3 separate regions of the Homo sapiens genome follow, and all the other regions are linked to region 2. The links are chromatin contacts, found by Hi-C or POLR2A ChIA-PET in ENCODE. All regions are on one chromosome and are shown on one strand. The core of a region is the stretch at or near the end of the contact, and the rest is flanking DNA. Distances in the headings are between cores, read along the strand shown.

Region 1 (3,084 bases), core at 1-2,500, 270 kb after region 2:
ACCCCAGCAACCCCCAAATCCCCTGCCCCTGAATCCTCCCTCAAGCCCTGCTACCTCTAGGGAACCCGACCTTAGGCACACCTTGCCCGACAGCCTCACCTCTTCCACCTCCACCTCCGCCTCTGCCGCCAGTGCGGCCTCCTTCCGCGCCTTCTTCTTGGCCCCCGCCTTGGTCAGCCCTCGAGCCTCAGTCTTGCGGGCCTTGGCCCTGGGCTCGGCTTTGGGGATGATGGGCTTGGGCTCCAGCTTGGCGGGGGTCTCGCGTGCAGGCTCGGGGCCTCGGAGCGTGGGGGCCTGCAGCGGGGCGGTGGCCGGGGACGAGGGCGCGGACTCGGACCCGGAGACCTCGGGCTCGGGCTGGTCCTCAAAGGGTGGGGGCTCGGGCGGCGTGGTGCGCACAGCATAGCTGTGGTAGCCCTGGTAAAGCGCCACCTCCGGCTCCCGCGACGGCGCAGGCGGTGCCTGCAGAGCCTCGATGGCCATGCGCTCGGTGGCTGGACGCGCGGGGCTGCGGCGGCCCGCGCCCTCGGACGGAGTGACTGACCGGCTGCCCTCACCGCTGGGCTCGCCGTTCCAGGCGCCTGGGCTCAGCAGGCCGTCCTTGGACACCCCGGGCCTGGGCCGCTTGGGCTGCGGGGGCGTCCCGGCCGGTGACGGGGAGCCACCCTCGGGCCGAGGGGTCTCACGCTCGTGCAGCTGCGGGCTCTCGCGGGGCGGCTGTGGGAGGCCCGCTGCGCCGGCGCCCCGGTCGGGGGGCTCCAGCAGGCTCTCCGAGTTCTCCAGGATCTCCTGCAGCAGCCGGCGCTTCTGATATTCCGGACCTGCCAGGGCAACACAGGGAGGCTGGGCTCGAACCCCGCACCACTGTTGGGTGATCCTGGGCCAGCCACTTCACCTCTCGAGCCTCATTCATGGGCTCAGTCGGCACTCACATAGCACTGACCAAGTGCCAGGCACTGTTCCAAGCACTTTCCAAATATTAACTCATCTAATCCCTGTAGTATCCCTATGAAGTTGATGCTACTGTGAACCTCAAAGGGAGGCTCTGAGAGGTTAAATCACTTGCCCAAAGACACACAGCTGTCGAAGGGCAGAGCCAGGACTAGCACCCAGCAGTCTGGCTCCAGAGGCGATGCCCTTTACTTTGGCACGCGTCTCTTTCCATTCCCTTATCTGAAACATGGGCCTGATCATACCTATTTTATAAATACGAATGGAAGGATTGAGAAAATGCATGTCAAAGGCGGAGCTCAGGGCCCCGCACCGGCATAGACCAGCAGGGGGAGCGCTGTGACCAGAAGTGAGGGATCCTCCCAGGCATAGGTTTTCGCTCCTAGGTTTTTCATCAGGCCTCCTTTGGCCTCCTTTCTGCAGCCAGGATCACGTTTAGAAAACACACATCTGATCATGTCATTAACTTAAAAACCCTTCATGGCTGGGCGCGGTGGCTCACGCCTGTAATCCCAGCACTTTGGGAGGCCGAGGCGCGCGGATCACAAGGTCAGGAGATCGAGACGATCCTGGCCAACATAGTGAAATGCTGTCTCTACTAAAAATACAAAAATTAGCTGGGCATGGTGGCGCGTGCCTGTAATCCCAGCTACTCAGGAGGCCGAGGCAGGAGAATTGCTTGAACCAGGGAGTCGGAAGTTGCAGTGAGCTGAGATCGCGCCACTGCACTCCAGCCTGGTGACAGAGCGAGACTCCGTCTCAAAAAAAACAAAAAAACAAAACCTTCATCGCAGAGAATCCCCATCTCTGTCCCTCAGGGGTTCCCACCACTCTATCCATGTGCCAGATCTCTACCAAGGCCGGGAGGTCCTCCTTACTCTGCAGCCTCGATTCTCAGGACCCACAGCCTACTTTGTGATGTGGCTTCCTGGCATGCTGCTCTGTCCGAGTTTCTGTGCCTTTGCACCTCCTCCACTCATCCCACCCAGCGCTATCTGGTACAGCAGCTCTCAAAGTGTGGTCTCAGACTAGCAGTATCCACATCGCCTGATCCTTAGAAATGCACATTCATTCATGGGCTCCACCTGAGACCTACTGAATCAGAAACTCTGGGGGTGGACCCAGCAATCTGTGTCAAATTTGAGACCCACTGACTTGATAGACTCTTGTTCAGCCTGCAAGATTCAGCTCAAATGGCCTCTCCTGAGGGCAGCCTTCTCTAACACTTCCTCTTGCCTAACTGCTTCCTGTGAGCTCCCTCCTCTCCCATTCTAACCGCACAGTGCTCATCCTGCTGTGTGAAATGGAACCATAATCATGAAACAACAGCCACAGTCACTGAGAGCTTACTGAGGACTGGGAATGTACCTTACATGCATTTAATCCATGCACAAAAAAGCAGGCACCATTCTTACTACCATTTTACAGATCAGGAAACTGAGGTTTACAGAGGTTAAACACCTCACTCAAAGTCTCACAGCTGGGAAGCAGCGGAATCAGGGTTTGAATGAATGCAGAGTCTGTTTATGGTACCCCTAGCTCTGTTGTTTTTGTGACTCTCTGCTCCCCTAGATTTTGGAACCCACTTATGTAACCCCAGAGCCTGGTACAGTGCCTGACACATGGACAGTGCTCAATGCTTGACTGAAACTGTTGGGCAAGTGCAAGAAGCCATTTTTCCCTCTCATCCACCAGTGACTTCTCTCCTCTAAGCTTCACCAGCTCCAACTGTCTTCCCTGCTCAGAGCAGAGAGAAAAGACCACTTGGAGTGACTCTGCTGCCCTCCCCTCGAGCTCAGCATGAAGGCAGAGATGTGTCTCCCCACCTACCCCTGCATCATCCCATCCCACATTTGCACCATGCCCCAGTTTCTGAGACTCACGGGCATCCAGGAAACCACTTGGGCATCTCAGATTCCAGTAAGCAAAGAAAAGCGCCCACCCTAGGGATAGCCCTACCCTGCCCATCCTTCCCTGGCTGGCCCTACCTGGCTGGTAGAAGTCCGGAGCCAGCTCCCTGGCCAAAGTGCGAGCAATGTTGGACTCCTGGTTGGCAGCCAGGGCGGCCTGTTCCGCTGCCTCAGCTTTGGCCTTGGCGTGGCTTGTCCTATGGAGACAATGTGGCAGAAGACT
Region 2 (2,939 bases), core at 198-2,697:
AATTAGGGATTATCTACTCAGAACCCTCATTCAACAGATGGGGAAACTGAGGCCCTGAGTGGGGCAGTGACTGGCCCTGAAGAATGCAGCCTGGCCGCTTTATCCCACAACACCCTGCTGTGTAAGGTATCCAAGGCCCCCATCTACCCCTGCTGTCTGCAGAGTGGCCCCGGCAAAGCTCCATACCTGGCCTTCCAGAAGAGGTGCTGCCCATGCATTAATCAGGCTGGGGGTGGCCTGCAAAGCCTACTCGTCTATCATTCTCTCCTGGGGGTGCATCATTTGGAAGCATCAGGGTTCCCTGCAGGGAGGGAACACTTGAGTCCTCCCCCTTTTCTTACAGCCCCCACATGGGGTGGCTGGAATGCAACCACGTGGAAGCCAGGCAAGGCTGGGACAAGGGGAACATGGTGACTCTATCTCCCTGGTGGGCCTGGTCCTGGGGTCAGGAAATTCATTCTGCCTGCCTTGGTTCTGCCATTAGCTACTGAGGCCAGAGTTCACGGACAGTGGGCAGCTGACCCAGATCCCATATCTCTTCCCAGCTGTGAAAGCTTCTCTGCCAATCAGCCACCAGAGTCTTCAAGGCTAAATAAGAGGTAATGAGTCCGCTAGAAAAATGGGTCAGAGGCCAATTAACTCAGGCTCAGATGTGGCTGAGAGCCTGCTTTAACTATGGCAATGCCTACAGCACGAGGCAGAGCTGGGGGATTGGACCTTTCGAGAGAGGGGTTGAAGATGGAGCCTCAAATGTCTGAGGGGCCCAGGGCTTGCGGGTGAATCAGAGTCCCAGGCCAGCTTCCTGGGGACTTGCTACCTGCCCTGCCACCTGGCCCTTGGAAAGCAGACAAGGGCATATGCCACATACTCAATGCTTTGAGTATCATCTCATTTAACCCTTTCAACAACACGGTGTGAGATGCTGTACAGTGGCTGTCCCCATTTTATAGATGAGGAAACTGAAGTGCAGCAGGGGAGGGAACCTGCCCAGAGTCTCACAGTCAGTAATGGGAGGAGCTGGGATTCACACCCAGGTGAGCTTGACTCTGGGGTAGGGCTAGAAGGTGCACTTTCTGTTATAGTTTCACCCAGGGTCAAAGCCAGGCTCATTTAGGCCAGGCTCTTTCGTGCAGCCAGATGTCTCTCTGAGCTCTTGTTCCAGAGAGCCAGCTGCACTGGGAGGTATCTCTGTAGGTCCTGGGTGCCTCATACCCTCCACACTCAAACCTGAGCTCCCCTGACCTGCCCCTGCCCTGTCCGCCTCATGGAGACAGGAGACTGTCCACATGGAATTAGACTCCCAAAGCCATTCTGATCTCCTGCTGCTCCCTCAACCTCATACGCAGTGATCCATGCAACAAACATACACTGAGCATCTGTGATGTGCCAGGCACTGATCTACGTTCAAAGGAGGAACCAGTGGACAAAATCAACAAACATTCCTACGTTCCATCTCTCAGGGGCTGACTCAAGAGGAAACATGAATAAGCAAATGATGTGCCCCGGGGACTGCCTTGGAGGATGTGGAGCAGGGTGAGGAACTGGGAATCTTGGAGGAGGTTGCAATATTTATTGGGGTAGTCGGAGTGTGCCTTATTGAGAAGCTGACCCTTGAGCAAGATTTTAAAGGATCAAGAGAATGAGTCATGGGGGTATTGAAGGGAAGAGCATTCCAAAGAAGGGGAACAGCCAGTGCAAAGGTCCTGAGGAAGAAATGGCGCTTGCAAGCTCAAGGAATAGCAGAGTGTGGGTGAAGAGGAAGGAGTAGGAAGAGGAGAGAGATCTTAGCAGGAGATGAGGTCAGAGAGAAGACAGGGAGCGGGCAGATCATGCGGGGCCTTGTAGAACAATGCAAGGCCTGGCTTTGACCCTGGGTGAAATGATGCCATCTGATTTACCTTCAAAAAGGCTCACTTGGAGAGGGGAGGCAGGGAGGCCAGTGAGGTGGCTGCAGCCAAATTCAGGTAAGAGAGGAGAGGGTGGCTGGGACCGGGGAGAAGGGGTCAGATTTGAGTGTGTTGTGAAGACCGAGCTGCCAAGGCCTCCTGATGGGTTGGACAGGTTGACAATTGAGAAGGGGGAGTCTGCAGGTGGGGCAGGTTTGGGGAAAGATCAGGAGTCCCGCTTTGGAGCTGTGATGTGGAAAGCCCTCCTAGACATCCCAGTGGAGCTGTTGAGAGAGTCAGGTTTATGGGCTTCCAGATGGGGACAGAGGTCTAGGCTAGAGTGGCTGGCATGTGGGTAGATATGGTCACCAAGGGCTGGCCCCCAGGGCCTTGGGGAGAAGAGGAGGGATGAACAGAGGCAATGAGAAGGAGTAGTTGCAGGGTTGGAGGAGAACTAGGAGAGCTGAGCTGTGCCGGGTCAGGTAAGATGAGGACTGAGCATCGCCCAGGAGACTTAGCGATGTGGAGGTCATCAGGGGCCATGTGGGTGAGGCCTGGCAGGAGATCCTGTGTCTGAGCAATCTATACCTTTTATCCATGTGGCAGGCTGAATAGCAGCCCCCATGAGGTGCCAGGCACTAATCCCTGCAGCCCCTAAATATTGATATTAGCTTATGTGGCAAAATGGTCTTTGTGGCTGTGATAAGGATTTTGAGATAGGAAAATTATCTGCTAATTTATGGGCCCTACATACAATCCTTATAAGAGAGAGGCAGAGGGAGATTTGACACAGACAGACAGATGGCAATGTGACACCGAGGTAGAAATTGGAGTCATGCTGCTATAAGTTAAAAAGTGGCACAGCCACCAGAAGCTGGAGGAGGCAAGGAATGGATTCTGGCCTGGAGCCTCCAGAGGGAGCACAGTGCCCTTGACTCTTTAATTTCAGCCTAGTGATAATGACTTCAGACTTCTGGCCTCCAGAGCTGCGAGAGAATAAATTTCTGTGGCTTTAAGCCATCATGTTTATGGTAATGTGTCATAGCAGCTACA
Region 3 (3,140 bases), core at 6-2,505, 280 kb before region 2:
ATGCAGGGCTCCTCCGGAGCACAGCAGAGCAGCCGGTGTTTAAGGCACCAGAATTACCAGAAAGTTGTTGACATTTTAATGGAAAGGCAATGGAGGAAGCAGTGTGAAAGTCAGCCTGCTCAGGAGGGGTCACTGGGCAGAGCTTTCCTTACCTGTCCAGGGGTCCAGGCCCTGCCTGTGCCCTGAGTTAGAACCCAGGGCCGGCCAGGCGCGGTGGCTCACGCCTGTAATCCCAGCACTTTGGGAGGCCGAGGCGGGCAGATCACAAGGTCAGGAGATCGATACCGTCCTGGCTAATGCAGTGAAACCCCATCTCTACTAAAAATACAAAAATTAGCTGGGCGTGGTGGTGGGCGCCTGTAGTCCCAGCTACTCGGGAGGTTGAGGCCGGAGAATGGCGTGAACCTGGGAGGCGGAGCTTGCAGTGAGCTGAGATCACGCCACTGCACTCCAGCCTGGGTGACAGAGCGAGACTCTGTCTCAAAGAAAAAAAAAAAAGAACCCAGGGCCTGGGAAGCTTTGGGTCAACCCCCGAGAAAGCCTTCCCTGTTCTCCAGGGTGAACTCATCTCTGGTTCCTGAGCCTCAAATCTCTGAAGGGCAGAGTGGGGCATAGGTTTCAACTCAGCTGTGATTCTCCCAGAACGGTGCCAGGGCAGTGCTTGGTCGGGTAGGCTGTGGGTGGCAGTCTTCGGCTTAACACAAGAAATTGCCAGAGGCTGGCTCAGGGGGAAATGAGCTGCCCAGTCCTGGAAGTTTCCATGAAATGACTGAACATAGGGGCTGGTGGCCCCCATTAGGGAAGGGGTGGAGGAGGGTGTTGTGTGAGACCAACCTTTCAGTTGCTGGTTCACTAGGTTCCAAGCGAAAGGGAAGATGACTCAGCGGAGGGAATCAGGGAAGGCTGTGTAGGAGTCAGCACTTAAGCTGGACCTTGAGAGAGTGCGGCAGTTCCAGTGTTGAAAGGGACTTCAGAAACCGTCCCTCCAGCAGGACACACCATCCGTCACCAATTCACATGAGGCTCAGGGAGCTGAAGTCAGTTGCCCATGGTCACATAACAAGTTGTGCTTTAAAAAATTCAGAGAGTCCCCCAGGCAGGGCCCATCCAGGAGCCAGTGTGTGCAGCCAGCTTGGTAATTCAGGTCCAGTGGTTAATTAGTAACTGGAAGGCCCCGAAGCCAGCTTCCAGCAGGCAGGGCTGGGAGGTTGAACTTGAGCCGGTTTGGGAGCCAGGAGCGAGTGGGTGACAGGTCATTCCTGACTGGGAAGGTTGCTTGACAAGTCAGGATTGTGCCTCCAGTCAGAAGGACCATGAAGAGAGAGAAGAGGGCAGAGCCGTGCATGGGGCTGCTCCCCAGGACCTGAGCAGGAACCTGGAGTTTTCAGGTGAGAGGCTCACCTGTGAGCAGGATACCTGCCTGCTCGCCTATTGGTCTCCAGATTGACTAGTTACCTAGCTAACATCTTTCCTAGTACCTGTTTACTTTCTTTCCTTCCTTTCTTCCTTGGCGACTTCTTTCCCTTCTCCCTCCTTCCTTTCCTTCCTTCCCTCCCAACTATCTGCTTTCTCAGCTGCCTAATTTTCTTCCTCCTTAACTAACCAACTTACATCCTCACTTCCTTCCCACTGACTTCATTTTTTCCTTTTCTAGCTTTCTATTGTCTTCCTGAAATTCCAGGCCGTGGGCTTTGCAGTCAGATGGCCTGGGTTCAAATCCTGGTTATGTCATTTATTAACTGTCTTGATCATGTCACTTCCCTGTCCTTGCCTCAGTTTTCTCCTCCTTGAAACAGGGACGATGATAGTTCCTAACCCGTGGGGTTGTGGGAACAAAATAAGATCAAGTTGGCACTTGAACTGGGCAGGCGTGTAAATGAACAAGTTACAGTGAAGACAGGGACAGCAGCAGGAGAGGGTGCATGGGATCGGAGGGTCATCTGGCTTCCAGGAAAGGCAATGAGAACAGGTGAAAAGGTGAGCTGGAAAGACCAGGTTTGTTGGGGAATGTTCCAAGGAGAGAGAACTGTGTGACACTGTCCCACCCCCACACCCCATTTGGCAGGGCCAGGGAGCTGTAAGCAGGTCCATGTAACAGTGGGACAGAGGGAGGCAAGTCTGGGCTGTGGCAAGTTAGGAAAGGGACAGGCTTGAGGACTCATGGAGGGGCTTGAGTGGGAGTTTGCGGAGTCTGAAGAGTTAGGAGAATATATTGATGTCCAGCTTCTGGCCAGAAAATTAGAACACCGTGGTGCGAGAGAGAAGAAAGCCTTAGGAACTGAGGGCTGCTTAGGCATGGGGGTCACAGTCAAGGTGATGGGGGAGGGTGTGATGGGCCATGGGCATGCCAGGTTCCCACCAGGAACTCAGTACTTGAATATTAACTCAACAGCAATATCTTGAGAAGCTTTACACAATAGTACAAAGATAAAAGTTAAAATAACCGGCCGGGTACAGTGGCTCACACCCGTAATCCTAACACTTTGGGAGGCCGAGGCAGGCGGATCACCTGAGGTCAGGAGTTTGAGACCAGCCTAGCCAACATGGTGGAACCTCGTCTCGACTAAAAATACAAAAATTAGCCGAGCGTCGTGACACATGCCCGTAATCCCAGCTATTTGGGAGGCTGAGACAGGAGAATTGCTTGAACCCAGGAGGCGGAGGTTGCAGTGAGCAGAGATTGCGCCACTGCACTCCAGCCTGGGCGACAGAGCGAGACTCCATCTCAAAAAAAAAAAAAAAAAGTTAAAATAACCTAACCTAAGAACCCGCTGTGACCTTGGGTCATGACCCTGCAGTCTTTTTTTGGCAGCTGTGCTCACAAATGTGTACGTGCAGACATGTCTTTTGTTTTTCTTTTACAAAATTGGTACCCCTACAACACCTACTATTTTGAAACTTGGTTTTTTGCTTGATATTGTATCACATGTATGTTCCTGTTTTGGTTTATATAGGTTTTATATAGTTTTTGGTTGTGTAATTTTCCACTTTATATATGTACCAACATTTATCAATTCATTTATTGATTCATTAGTCAAATTGTACTGGGCATCTACTATATTCCAGGCCCTGTGCTCAGTGCTGAGGATTCAATAGTTGAACAGGAAGTATTTGCCCTCCTGGAGCTGATGTTCTAGTTG

Evidence for each region. Hi-C counts contacts between places; a loop is a spot of excess contacts on that map. ChIA-PET counts read pairs that join two places held with the same protein, here RNA polymerase II (POLR2A). Pooled maps may share reads with other maps.
Region 1: a loop to region 2 is called in a pooled map, with 2.4 times the contacts of the local background. The contact joins two enhancer-like sites. A Hi-C loop is called at or near these places in 1 of 50 pooled maps. POLR2A ChIA-PET finds 5 or more read pairs at or near these places in 3 of 52 experiments (B cell, HEK293 and Panc1).
Region 3: a loop to region 2 is called in a map of psoas muscle, with 10 times the contacts of the local background. The contact joins the promoter of SGK2 here to the enhancer-like site in region 2. A Hi-C loop is called at or near these places in 1 of 168 maps with a recorded cell type or tissue (psoas muscle) and 4 of 50 pooled maps. POLR2A ChIA-PET finds 5 or more read pairs at or near these places in 2 of 52 experiments (A673 and OCI-LY7).

The regions. Positions count from the first base shown.
Region 1 is chr20:44,115,566-44,118,649 of GRCh38, forward strand. JPH2 (junctophilin 2) reads right to left here. Exons shown (of 6, transcript NM_020433.5): 3 at 2,940-3,058; 4 at 100-821. Among named protein-coding and RNA genes, the nearest start is that of JPH2, 70 kb to the right of the region's middle. RefSeq lists an enhancer at 1,084-1,378. Within about 2 kb of position 1,251, at least 5 of the 41 ENCODE cell types and tissues checked have a DNase peak (open chromatin) inside an H3K27ac peak, as active enhancers do.
Region 2 is chr20:43,842,129-43,845,067 of GRCh38, forward strand. No RefSeq gene overlaps it. Among named protein-coding and RNA genes, the nearest start is that of LINC01728, 51 kb to the right of the region's middle. Within about 2 kb of position 1,448, at least 4 of the 41 ENCODE cell types and tissues checked have a DNase peak (open chromatin) inside an H3K27ac peak, as active enhancers do.
Region 3 is chr20:43,557,772-43,560,911 of GRCh38, forward strand. SGK2 (serum/glucocorticoid regulated kinase 2) reads left to right here and starts at 1,256. Exons shown (of 13, transcript NM_170693.3): 1 at 1,256-1,388.